Regions from separate parts of the Homo sapiens genome. Here region 1 is linked to region 2. A link is a loop called in an ENCODE intact Hi-C map of the cell type or tissue named here. Cell type or tissue: dorsolateral prefrontal cortex. All regions are shown on one strand. Links, peaks and the distances in the headings refer to the core of each region. The heading gives the core; the rest is flanking DNA. Region 1 overlaps SOX2-OT (SOX2 overlapping transcript). Region 2 overlaps SOX2-OT (SOX2 overlapping transcript).

The links. A loop is a pair of places that touch in the nucleus more often than their neighbours do. Peaks named below come from ENCODE experiments on the same cell type or tissue, not always from the same donor. Only the 100,000 strongest peaks of a DNase experiment are listed, where the experiment ranks them.
Region 1: it touches region 2 in a loop (5-fold over the local background); 6 of 110 quality-filtered maps call a loop at or near these places.

Annotation. Positions count from the first base shown.
Region 1 is chr3:181,451,792-181,457,179 of GRCh38, forward strand. All of the region lies in intron 3 of SOX2-OT (SOX2 overlapping transcript), which reads left to right. Among named protein-coding and RNA genes, the nearest start is that of SOX2, 260 kb to the right of the region's middle. RefSeq lists an enhancer at 2,708-3,209. In dorsolateral prefrontal cortex, for the core only: a CTCF peak has its summit at 2,739; a DNase peak (open chromatin) is centred at 3,170; H3K4me3 peaks cover 2,335 bases; H3K27ac peaks cover 4,195 bases.
Region 2 is chr3:181,552,615-181,558,002 of GRCh38, forward strand. The region is part of intron 3 of SOX2-OT (SOX2 overlapping transcript); the gene reads left to right. Among named protein-coding and RNA genes, the nearest start is that of SOX2, 160 kb to the right of the region's middle. In dorsolateral prefrontal cortex, for the core only: no CTCF peak of the experiment used is centred there; a DNase peak (open chromatin) is centred at 3,247; H3K27ac peaks cover 2,990 bases.

The sequences.
Region 1 (5,388 bases), core at 295-5,294, 100 kb before region 2:
AACGTTCTTCTCTACTCTGACCGTTCCAACCCTGCTTACCTGGTTAACTCCTAGGCATTCTCCAGGCTCACTGCAGATGCCATCTCTGCCAGCAAGTCTGTTCTGTATAAGATGCCCCGTAGCCCATGTATTTGCCCCGTCACAGCACCACACCAAAATGGCAACACGTTGATGGCAGAAACAATGTCCTCTTCACTATTGAGTCCCAGGGACTCACATAGCACATGGCACAGGATCAGTGCCAAATAGACTTTAGTGAGCTGAATCTCAGCACAAAGGGCAAAGCTAGAGTTGGAGATGGGAAGAGAGAATCCTACATGGGGGAAAAAAAAGGGAGAGGCTCTGGGGAGCAGAGGCCTGATGGATAACACATGCAGGATGGGCTTCAGGTTGCAAAGTTGGTAATAGCAGCGAATATCCTCGTAACCCTGGGGAATCAATAAGGAAGGGGCCCTTGAGGGTGCCAAATAGAGGGTCTCAACTTTGCTTTGCACCACCTTTTTTAACCTCAGCTGTTTCTATGTAATCAGTTAGTATGTGCAGGAATTTTTGTCCTACACAAGTGCATTTATTTGCATATCGCTAGAAACAACACTAGTGAAAGTCAACAATGCTTTGCATAATTTATGTTTCTTTAGAAAATATGAGCTGGGTGTGATGGCTTATGCCTGTAATCCTAGCACTTTGGGAGGCCAAGGCAGGAAGATCACTTGAGGCCGAGAGTTCAACACTCAGCAACATAGTGAGACCTTGTCTCAAGAAATAAATGAATAAATAAATAAAAATAAAATAAATATAAAAGAACAATGTGGTTGACTGTGTCTTAAGGGCAGCTCCCAGATGATCCCTTAGTAGAAGTATGACTGGACATTCTTTACAGTAGACTGGGTATAGAGAGGTTACTGGAGCCTGGAAAGATTTCTCAGGGTGCCCTAAGGTAAGCTCACAGCCTGAACCCTGAGGAACGTTTAATAGTGAAGCTCACTGCCTTTCTCCTTATCAGCCTTCTCAAGTCTTTATCTTGGTTAACCTCAACACCATCCACTTAGATTTCTAAGCTGGAGATCTCAGAACCATCCTTGCTTCCCTCCTCTTCCAAACCAAGCATTCAAAGAGTCACCAAGTACAACTGATTCTATTTAAGTTCAATGTGGCATTTTGTTTTGTTACTAAATTCTTAAATACATGCATCCTCATAGAAAAAATTGATAGATGAAAAGATAAAGCAGCAGGAGAAAAGTCACTCTCAATTCCATTGTTAATATTTTCTAGTATTCATGAAATTTTCTATCAAGTTCTGTATATAACTTTGACTATAGATTTTTTAAATTTGTTTTTTTAATCTATTCTTGACTCTCCTGCTCTCCTTCATTTATTGAAACTGATTTTAAGACCTTTCCTCATCTGAAACAAAGTATTTCCTGTCCCTAAAGACAGAAGAGTAATGAAAACAAGCGTGAACCCTGCTTTCATGGGGCCCACAAGGAATGTATGTAAATCTTTCCTTCCCTTCTTTAACACAAGGAGTCTCATACAGCTCATACTCTTTATTCCTCATAACATTATATTTGGAAATCATTTTATATCAATTCCTCATTCCTATTTCCTTGTATCCTAGCATCATAATATAACCAGCCCTACTGATGGATATTGATGGGTATTTAAGGTGCTTCCAATCTTTTGCTATTGCAAACAGTACTACAGTAAACAACCTTATACATAAGCCATTTCATGCATGCAGGACCAGAGCTATAGGATAAACCCCTGAGAGTAGGGCTTGGGGAGAAATTGCCAAATTGCCCTCCACAGAGTTTTACCAAATAACATTCCATCAGCAATGTATAAGAGTGCCAGCTTCCCCACCACCTTGGAACACTTTTATTCTCTTCTTAGAACTACTTGGTGGCCTGGAGAAATCTCGTAGCTGATCAAACTGAAGGAGCAGGAATGTGAAGTGGAAGGATTCTCCCCTCTCCCAGGCCACCGAGAAACTTGTCTTAATGGAGGTCTGGGTTTATTTTTTAAGAGCCTTTATTCCTTATAGAAGAAAGAAGAAGGAGAAAAAAACAGAAAAACCTACAATGCTACTATGTGAGTGCCACAAAGAGGAACAGATTTCTGTCCCATGTTTCCAACGAAACCAACCACTTAAAAAGATACAGGGCGCCATTCAGGGTTGTTGGAGCAGTAGAAGAACACGTAGCTGATCTGCAATCAAATGGCCACTCGGGAGAGCAACCTGTGTGCTTTTACCCACAGAGCAGCCAGTTTCAACTGGAACTTATGCAGGGCCCGTTTGCAGACTTCTTTGTGCGGTGGTTCATTCCCCATCTTAGAGGCTGGGGCAGGTTAGGAGAGAGCGCCCATGTTGTACAACAGTATATCTGAGCTGCCCTTTATGCCTACCTATTTCTTTCCCTGCTTTCACCCCTTTGTGTGTTTTTAATGGGGATAAGTGTGAGCTATACTGGAGCGCAATCACATTGTGGTCTTAAAAGGGTCTCTGATGATAGAAAATATGTCAATTTATTATTTCCCTCAGGACAGAGAAAAAAGTACAAAGGTTCAATGGATGATGAAGATAATACTTGTGCACTGTATAGCATTTTCCAACAAAGGATTTTAAGGTGATTTTCCTTTAAAAAATATTTTATATTTTAGTCCCATTTTGTAGGTGGGGAGACAAGAAGATTTCGTAGTGACTAAAATGTCCTAGTGGTGGGACCCTGCATAGAGTCAGCATCTCTATGATCCTTCCGGGCTCTTTTCACTCCCTCTAGTGGAATTTGGTTCTTCACATCAGAGTTTTGACAGCAATAGCAAGCACTGTGCTATTGTGTGCGATCTTTTGGGTACCAGAGCCAGTTTCATCAAATCTTCAACCTGATGGCTCTATCTGTGATCAGAGCTATCTCATGTACCTACAGTTGCAGTTTCTTTAAATAACAATTAGCGCAGGAGATCCTGGGCTGCTCTTGAATGCAGGGAGTATGCTGGTGAAACTCAGCAAGGAGGTGGTCACTTGTTTTTTTGTCACGCAGGGTCTTTCATAATGAATCAACAAAGCATTGACAATAGTTTTCTTGTAAACTGAACAAACCTTATAAATGGTGTGTGGTCTCCCCTCCCCCATGAATTAGTTCCTTTGTCCTGAAATGTGTGGTTAGCCCAGATATTCATTCCGCTCTGCTGGGAGAGTGGCAGAGTCTAGGGAGGCACCCAGAATGTGCAAGACAAGTCGACATTTTACATTTTGGTCTTCTTTATCAGAGCTGGAAATATTTCATTTGTACCTTGACAAATCAGGAAAAAAAAAAAAAGCATGGGTGGACAGCATAGAAAACTTTCCCAAGTATCTGAGTGATCAATTTTAGGACATGAATGTGATAGCTGCTTCCTCTTTTTTATGTGTACAATGATGAAAGGAAATTAAGACTGTAGAAACAGTTTTTAAAGTGCTTTGTATGGCTGCTTGAAATTCATTATATGATTGCCTGTTTTTTAAAAACCTAAATAAGGAGGGCTAAAGTACTTAGGAGAAAACTAATTGCTTTAAGCTTTTCCTCCTCAGTGTATGCTATTCTCTGCTGTTATATAATCTTGGATATTGAGCAACTGAATGAAAGAAACAGTGTCTTACTTAAAGTAAATGGACAAACATCATTTACTGCTGGCGTTTTTGGCTCTTGGGGTGGGGGTGGGGAAGATATCTCATAGTGAAGTTCACCATAGCTTAGAGTTCATAAAATCAACCTTATTGTCAAAACACTGAAATAAAAATTCACAGAATTGAAAGGAGCAAATCTATGTGGAGGCAGGTTTTTAAAATCTTGAAATGTTCAAGTTTTGCTTCTTGTCTTTACAAAAAGGCAAATTATGATGGCATAATTTTTGACATGTTGTTACCAGAGAGATTGTGTGTTGGAATGTATATTAGATTAAATTGATAGATGGTTGTGTGAAAAGAACTGCAATATTCAAACTTGACTGTATGCATAAAATTATTTACAGAACTATACCACATTAATACCATCTTATTTCATTTCAGATATAATTTTACTTAATGGTAATTTTTATAAAGGATATGAATGTGTTTTTCTTTTTTAAAAAAGAATTGCCAAAATCATTGCCAACACATGAAAACAAGTCAATGATTAAGATCACATAAACCCATGTCATATGTATATTCAATCCAGAATTGTTTTAGGGTCATTGTAGCCATAGAGTTTTCAAATAAATTATTTGAATATAAAAGTAGATTATGTATTTCCCCTGTGGCTGGCCAAATGTCTTTTCAACAAAGGGTAAAATAAGAAGGCTATTTTTTGTGTAAAAGAGTGATCTTTTTAGTCATGCTTGGCTGCCTTTTCAGGACTGTCTCCATTTATAATGAGATATTCTTGAACTCATTTGAACCAGAAAGTTTAGTAAATTTGTGGTACATTTTTACATAAAATATCATAATTTGTTTTAAAGGATCAGGTCTAGAGCAAAGAGAAAGTATATGAATGATTGTTTTGATTTTTAGACTATAATTTTGAGCTGACATCTACATTGGACAATGTCTGGAATATTGAAAAAATATATTTATTTGGTTACTATTTCATACTTCTTGGCAGTTCTAATTTCATCTTATTGTCTACTTAAAAGTGTGCTTGCTATTCAAATCTCAGTTGAAGCTGTCATAAAGACTATCATTACAATAGTTTCTATAGTTTTCAGAGTTCTTGGCATTGAAAGGTGATGATGGCCCTTCCAGAATAATAAGAAAAAGTATTTTATATAAATTTTATGGCTCTGCTTTGAAGTAAATTTGACTTATATGCAAATTTGCTAATATTAACTTTTTTCTTTTCCTATTAACATAGTTAGTAAAAAAAATAATCCTAAGGCTGGAAATGCACGGGCATATGCTTACACACATGTAGTGGTGAAAGAAATCTTTTTGAAAACTGAAAGTAAATTTTGACGTGATCATTAACATATAAAAACATGTTTGTGTTATTCTCTAGTGTTTTAACATTCTCTACACTTAACTATTTTTCTAATATACCTGAAGATCTTTTTTAAAAAATTTTAGTTATATTTTTTGCAGTTACAAGCAGAAAAATCAGTTAATAGATTTTTAATCTGATATCAAAAATCAACTCCATATAGTACTTATTTCCAATCTTATTTCTCTAATTGTACTTTGAAATGGATACATTATTTGTTTTACATTTGTACTTCCCTTGAACCTCCTATTTTCTTTTAACTACTCTACAACAAATGCCATTTTTTTTTCTATTCTTTTCCCTTTATCTGATTTTTACAGCAAATGATGTGTCATGTCTCTCCTGAAATTGACCATTCTTTTCAGAAAAGATTTTTTCTTTTTTGGCCTATGGT
Region 2 (5,388 bases), core at 242-5,241:
TGCAGTAAGCCATGATCATGCCACTGTATTCCAGCCTGGGTGACAAAGTGAGACCCTGTCTCAAAAAAAAATAAATAAAAGAAAGAAAGAAAAGAAAAATAATAATAAAATAGAGAGTCAATTACGTGACTCTGTCTACTCTATATTATAGTTATTCACATACATTTCCCCCGCTATATTTTCTAAGTCACGCTATATTTCCCATCACCCCCTGAGCCCGTCATTAACCTTTGCAATTCTCATTTGCTGAAGAATAGTGACTCATTCATAATTTTAAAAAGAATCAGTGGAAAGCATAATTGGGTTAACCCAACAATTCTGCTTCTAAAAGTACATACTAAGGCAGTCTTTCCCAAAGTGCTAGGGGGGAACATTAATTATATGAGAGATCAATGAGGATCAATACGTTTGAAAAATGTCATATATTAGATTCCACCTTAGAAAGTCAATGTTAATGGGCATATGTATTAAATGCTCTGAGAAATACTGCAGGAAAGAAGTTCGTTCAATTTGTTCTACCTCTTCATTTTCGAATTCATTGATCACCCTCCTCCCCACCAACAGATGATTTTTTACCTAACAGCTATGTTATACTGTTTAAGAGTATGAGCTCTGGAGTCACATTGCTGGGTTAAAATTCTGCCCAGTACAACTGTTAAGCCATGTGACCTGACTTCTCTAATCCTCACCTCTCTCATCCATAAAATGGAAATAATACTAATCAAACTTTAAAAATTTGCGAGTATTGGATAAGAAAATGCACGTAAAACACATACTAAATGTTCAATACATTTAGGTAAAGTTGTTAACATTACTCAAAATTAGTGTTTGTAGACTATAATTTGAAAATGCCATCGTAAGTAAACAGATAAAAGAACAAAAATGCATATACAAGTAATTGCTGAGGGTCTATAAAGTGCTACTGAAAACAGGAAATTTATTGTAAGGCTTCCAGGTAGCATATGTCTGTGAAAAGGAAGGAGATTATTTGCAATCTTGGCAATTTGAGTTTTCATTCAGTTAGGAAGGACCAGGCAGCTGCTGTGGCCATTGCTGGGATCTGCTGATGTCTCTGTAGATGTTTGCAGGCACACAGATGGTCCACAGGACAAAGGAAAAGCTGGTGCTCAAAGACAGATAAAGGAAAGGCAGAGAGAGAAGGGAGTGCTGACTGCTGCTGCTCCTCTTACCCCGATCAGTGGAAGGGAACACCTGTATCTCCATTAATTCAGTCTCCTTCCTTAGCTCATGGAGAGAAAAGATGTTCTTCTTAGAAGGTACTATTGTCAAAGAAAGATAAATCATATTCTCTATCTTTAAAAATAAAGTAGAGAATTATGTAGTAAAAACAAAAACTGATTTTCTTCTAAAATACAGGGTTAGGTAAAATCATAAAAGAAGACAATACAGAGTAATACAGTAGGCTTCTTTTAGGTTGGTGGGTTAGAAAATTCCTAAGGAGAAATTAAGCAACTAATCTTGCTGTTGTTCATGTATTCGTATGACTATTACTTTTCCATACAGCAAAGTATTTTACATGCTACTGAAAAACTTTAATTACAAAAACACTTCAATGTAATTAATAACAATTTCTTCGCATTTACACAATGGGAAAATGGAAGATTTTCTCTATGTTAATGCATAGTTGGCAAACAAATAGTTAGTTATACTTGACTGTAATAATCAAATAGACCTTTTGTCTTAAACAAAATGAAATATTACATTTTCTACAATGTACTTTGGCTACATGCTTTTCTATGATTAAGCTGTCTCTTCAATGTGTTAGTCACACAATTCATACCTGGATAAGGTTGTATGGCTCATCAAGAAATCTTTATGTGACACAGAGTTACATAAGTAGGCTGCCTGATGTATTATTTCTTTTCTGAGTGTGATGATGAGCATTTGATTCATTTGTTCATGTCTCTCTAAGAATGATTTATCAATGTCAATGACACTTAGATATCTGACAGCAGTTAATGTTGCTTTAAGTAAATATGGCAGCCCTACTAAAGGTATCCAGGGAAAATATTGCTTCTTATGTGGATAAGTTCATTTAGTTAGTGACTGAAACTCTAACAAGTCAACCTCAACAGCCTATTGTATTTTTTGTAAGCAAACTGGAGAAACTCTCTGGAGTACACAAAAAGTATTCCCTCAGTTCAAATGTTACAGTTGTATAAATCAACTAGCAGAGCCAAGAAAAGTAATGTAAGCCTGAACTCTTGGTTTTTTCCTTTTTTCTTGCATGCAATAGCAGTTTGGTGTTTTGTTCTGACATTAAAAGCATCTTAAATTAGAAACTACTGTTTTTGTACAAATTAACGTATGTAATTTTAACTATGGCATCTTTTTTAATTCATTAATATAATCAGATATTATGCCATCTTCTGATAGTTCTCTCTTGAATCAGATCAATCTCAAAACTTTGCTCTTGCAAAGTGCTGCAGAAGTGAAGCCAGCTCCTTCAGCAGGATCTGTTTGGCTGCCCAGCCTCACTGATGTGAGGGAAGGGAAAAACAGGCAGTATAGAAGCCTCTCCAGGTGGGAGGGGCTCAGAAGTTGATAGGTACAACCTCACAATGTCAGAAATTGGAATTTGTTGAGATTACAGGTGAGGAGATAGTGCCATGTTAATTTTTTTTTCTTGGAAGTTAGTGCTGCATGCAAACAATCATGGATGTATATTGGTACTTATTCAATTGTCACTGAAAAAAATGTGTTCTTATTGCATTCTTCTGACCAGAAGGAGATTTTTCAGTGGGCGCTTTTGCTAGGGCTGAAGAAATATGAATCCTGTCTTTCAGTGTCCCAAAAATACCAATATATTTTATTTCTTGGTCTTTTGTTATCTGTTATTCTCTTTCCTTTTTACCTTTTTTATTTTAAATACTCTCAAGGTATTTCTGGGTTGAGGAAAGTTGACTCCATGCAGAAATCAAAATGTATCACTCTTAATTTCCAAAGCAATTGCATTTATCTGTAGGCAAATACCTAGAAGTCAGGTTTCTTTGACAATTAAAAAAATAATAATGGGTAAAAACATTCAAATAGCATAAAGGGCTTCTGTGGCACTGTGTTCTGTGTTGTTGCAGCATATTAATACAGAACTCTTCAGAGTCTTAATTCACTTCAGCAGCCCCTGTAAAAATTCATGCCAGAGAGTGGGAGAGAAGGTTGGCAGCCAGAGGACTAGAAGCCAAATGCTTCCTCACTGGCAGTGGCATCTGGATAGGAGGTTGGCCTGCCTCCGGGACTCTTGGCCAACAGCACTGTTGTCTATACAGACGGCTGTGTATCTGTTCAAGAGTCCAACAACTGTGTGTGTGTGTATTTTGGTAAGCTATTATTTCTGGGCCAAAGATTTCCATGGCATTTTTGCATCTGTTGGCACCAATTCTATATTTGGCTCCCTTCATTCCCACCCGCTGCTACTTTTTAGTTTTCTGATCAAAAACATTGCACATAAATGGAAATGTATTAAGGGGAGAAAAAATATTTTTAAAGATTTTTCTTAAACCCAACAAAGCATATATAGACATGACATTGACTTTATTCCAGACAGGACATTTTCCTTTCCACAAGCTATGAATAATGTTAAAATTCTAATCTCAGTGCATTTTTCTTGATCCTTTAGATAGAATCTAATTATAGAATTATCAGAAGTTACTTTAATCAGCAATATACTGAACCATTAAGAAATGCAAAGTCAAGCTACTCTTTCAACGTTTCCAAAGGAATAATCATTTTATAATTTTATAGAATATAGTTAATGCAATATGGTACCAAGAGTTGCCAAACATCCAATCAACTGGCTTGTCAAAATCCTTTACTGTGCAAGGTTACAACCTCTTAGCCTTTTAAGGTTCTACTATCCCAAACTTATTTGTTTTGAGGATATTTCTACACTAATTCAATTCAACTAACATCTCTTGGATGGTCCCTTTATGTAAAATGCTGGGGGATGCAAAATTGAATAAGATGTCTGCCTTAAAGTGTTCTTTTTTAATGAAGAAAACTGAGAACAGACTTGTCAACAAGTAACAAGAACATCAGAAAAAAAGACATAAAAGTCAATGGAGGTCCAAAGTACATTGCAGCACATACCAGGAATGTGGCAATAAGGAAATGAACTCCATTTTTATGTGTATCTTCTGGAAAAATTTTAGTTGAAATTAGTGTTCTAAAACTGGAAGGGTCCATGGGAATCATGTAATTCTGAATCTCTCCTCTACATTTTATTGATGAGGACACTTATTTGGTCATGGTCTCACAGTGATTAATACTAGGACACAGATCCAGTTCTCTCAATGTTACTCCTCTTGATTTTAGAATTAAGACATACTTAAAATGAAATTTGCAGGAAAATCTTTTAAAATGCCATGGCATAATTTCATGGAATAATAATGAACAGTAAATAATTCCCATGACTAGGGAATCACTATGTGATGTAAATGAGAAATGGAATAGAGTTCCTGCAATCACAGACATTTCTCTTTGGCTAGAGTGGCTAGAGCAGGACTCCTAGAAAGATCACTCAAAAATGACTTATAGAGGGCTGGGAGGCTCATGCCTGTAATCCCAGCACTTTGGGAGGCCAAGGCGGGTGGATCACCTAAGGTCAGGGGTTCAAGACCAGCCTGACCAACGTGGTGAAACTCCATCGCTACTAAAAATACAAAATTAGCCGAGCGTGGTGGTGCATGCCTGTAATCCCAGCTACTTGGGAGGCTGAGGCAGGAGAATTGCTTAAACCCAGGAGGCGAAAGTTGCAGTGAATTGCATTTTTGCCATTGCACTCCAGCCTGGGTGAGAGAGCGAGATAAAATAATCTTCTGCTCTAATTCAGCATACCAAGTGCCATGTCTATAGGAACAGAATATTCCTATCGTATTTCTCATTGACAGGTTAATAAATTAGATTTTTAGGCTTCTGCATCAACCTTGTGCACTTAATTAATATGAGTTCATTCCTAAAAGATCTGTTCTTGAGCAGGCTAACATTAGGCTTCTGCGTGTTTATGATGAGGGTCACAGTTTAACACCTTGCTTCTCAAAGTATGGTCCTCAGGCCAGCAGCATCAGTATCAGTAGGTAGCCTGTTGGAAATGCAGAATAGACCTACTAAATCAAGAATTTATTGTCTAACAAGATCCCAGACAATTTGTATGCATTTGTCCCGGGTATTTCTAAAATTTGAGAAACACTACTCTCGAGCAGGAACAAGCAAAATTTTTCTGGAGAAGACCGAATAGTAAATATTTTAGGTTTTGTAGAATATATGGTCTTTGTTGCAACTACTTAACTCTGCCGTTTTAGTACAAAAGCAGCCACAGACAATATGGAAACCAATGAGCATGGCTATGTCCCAATACAACTCTATATGGAC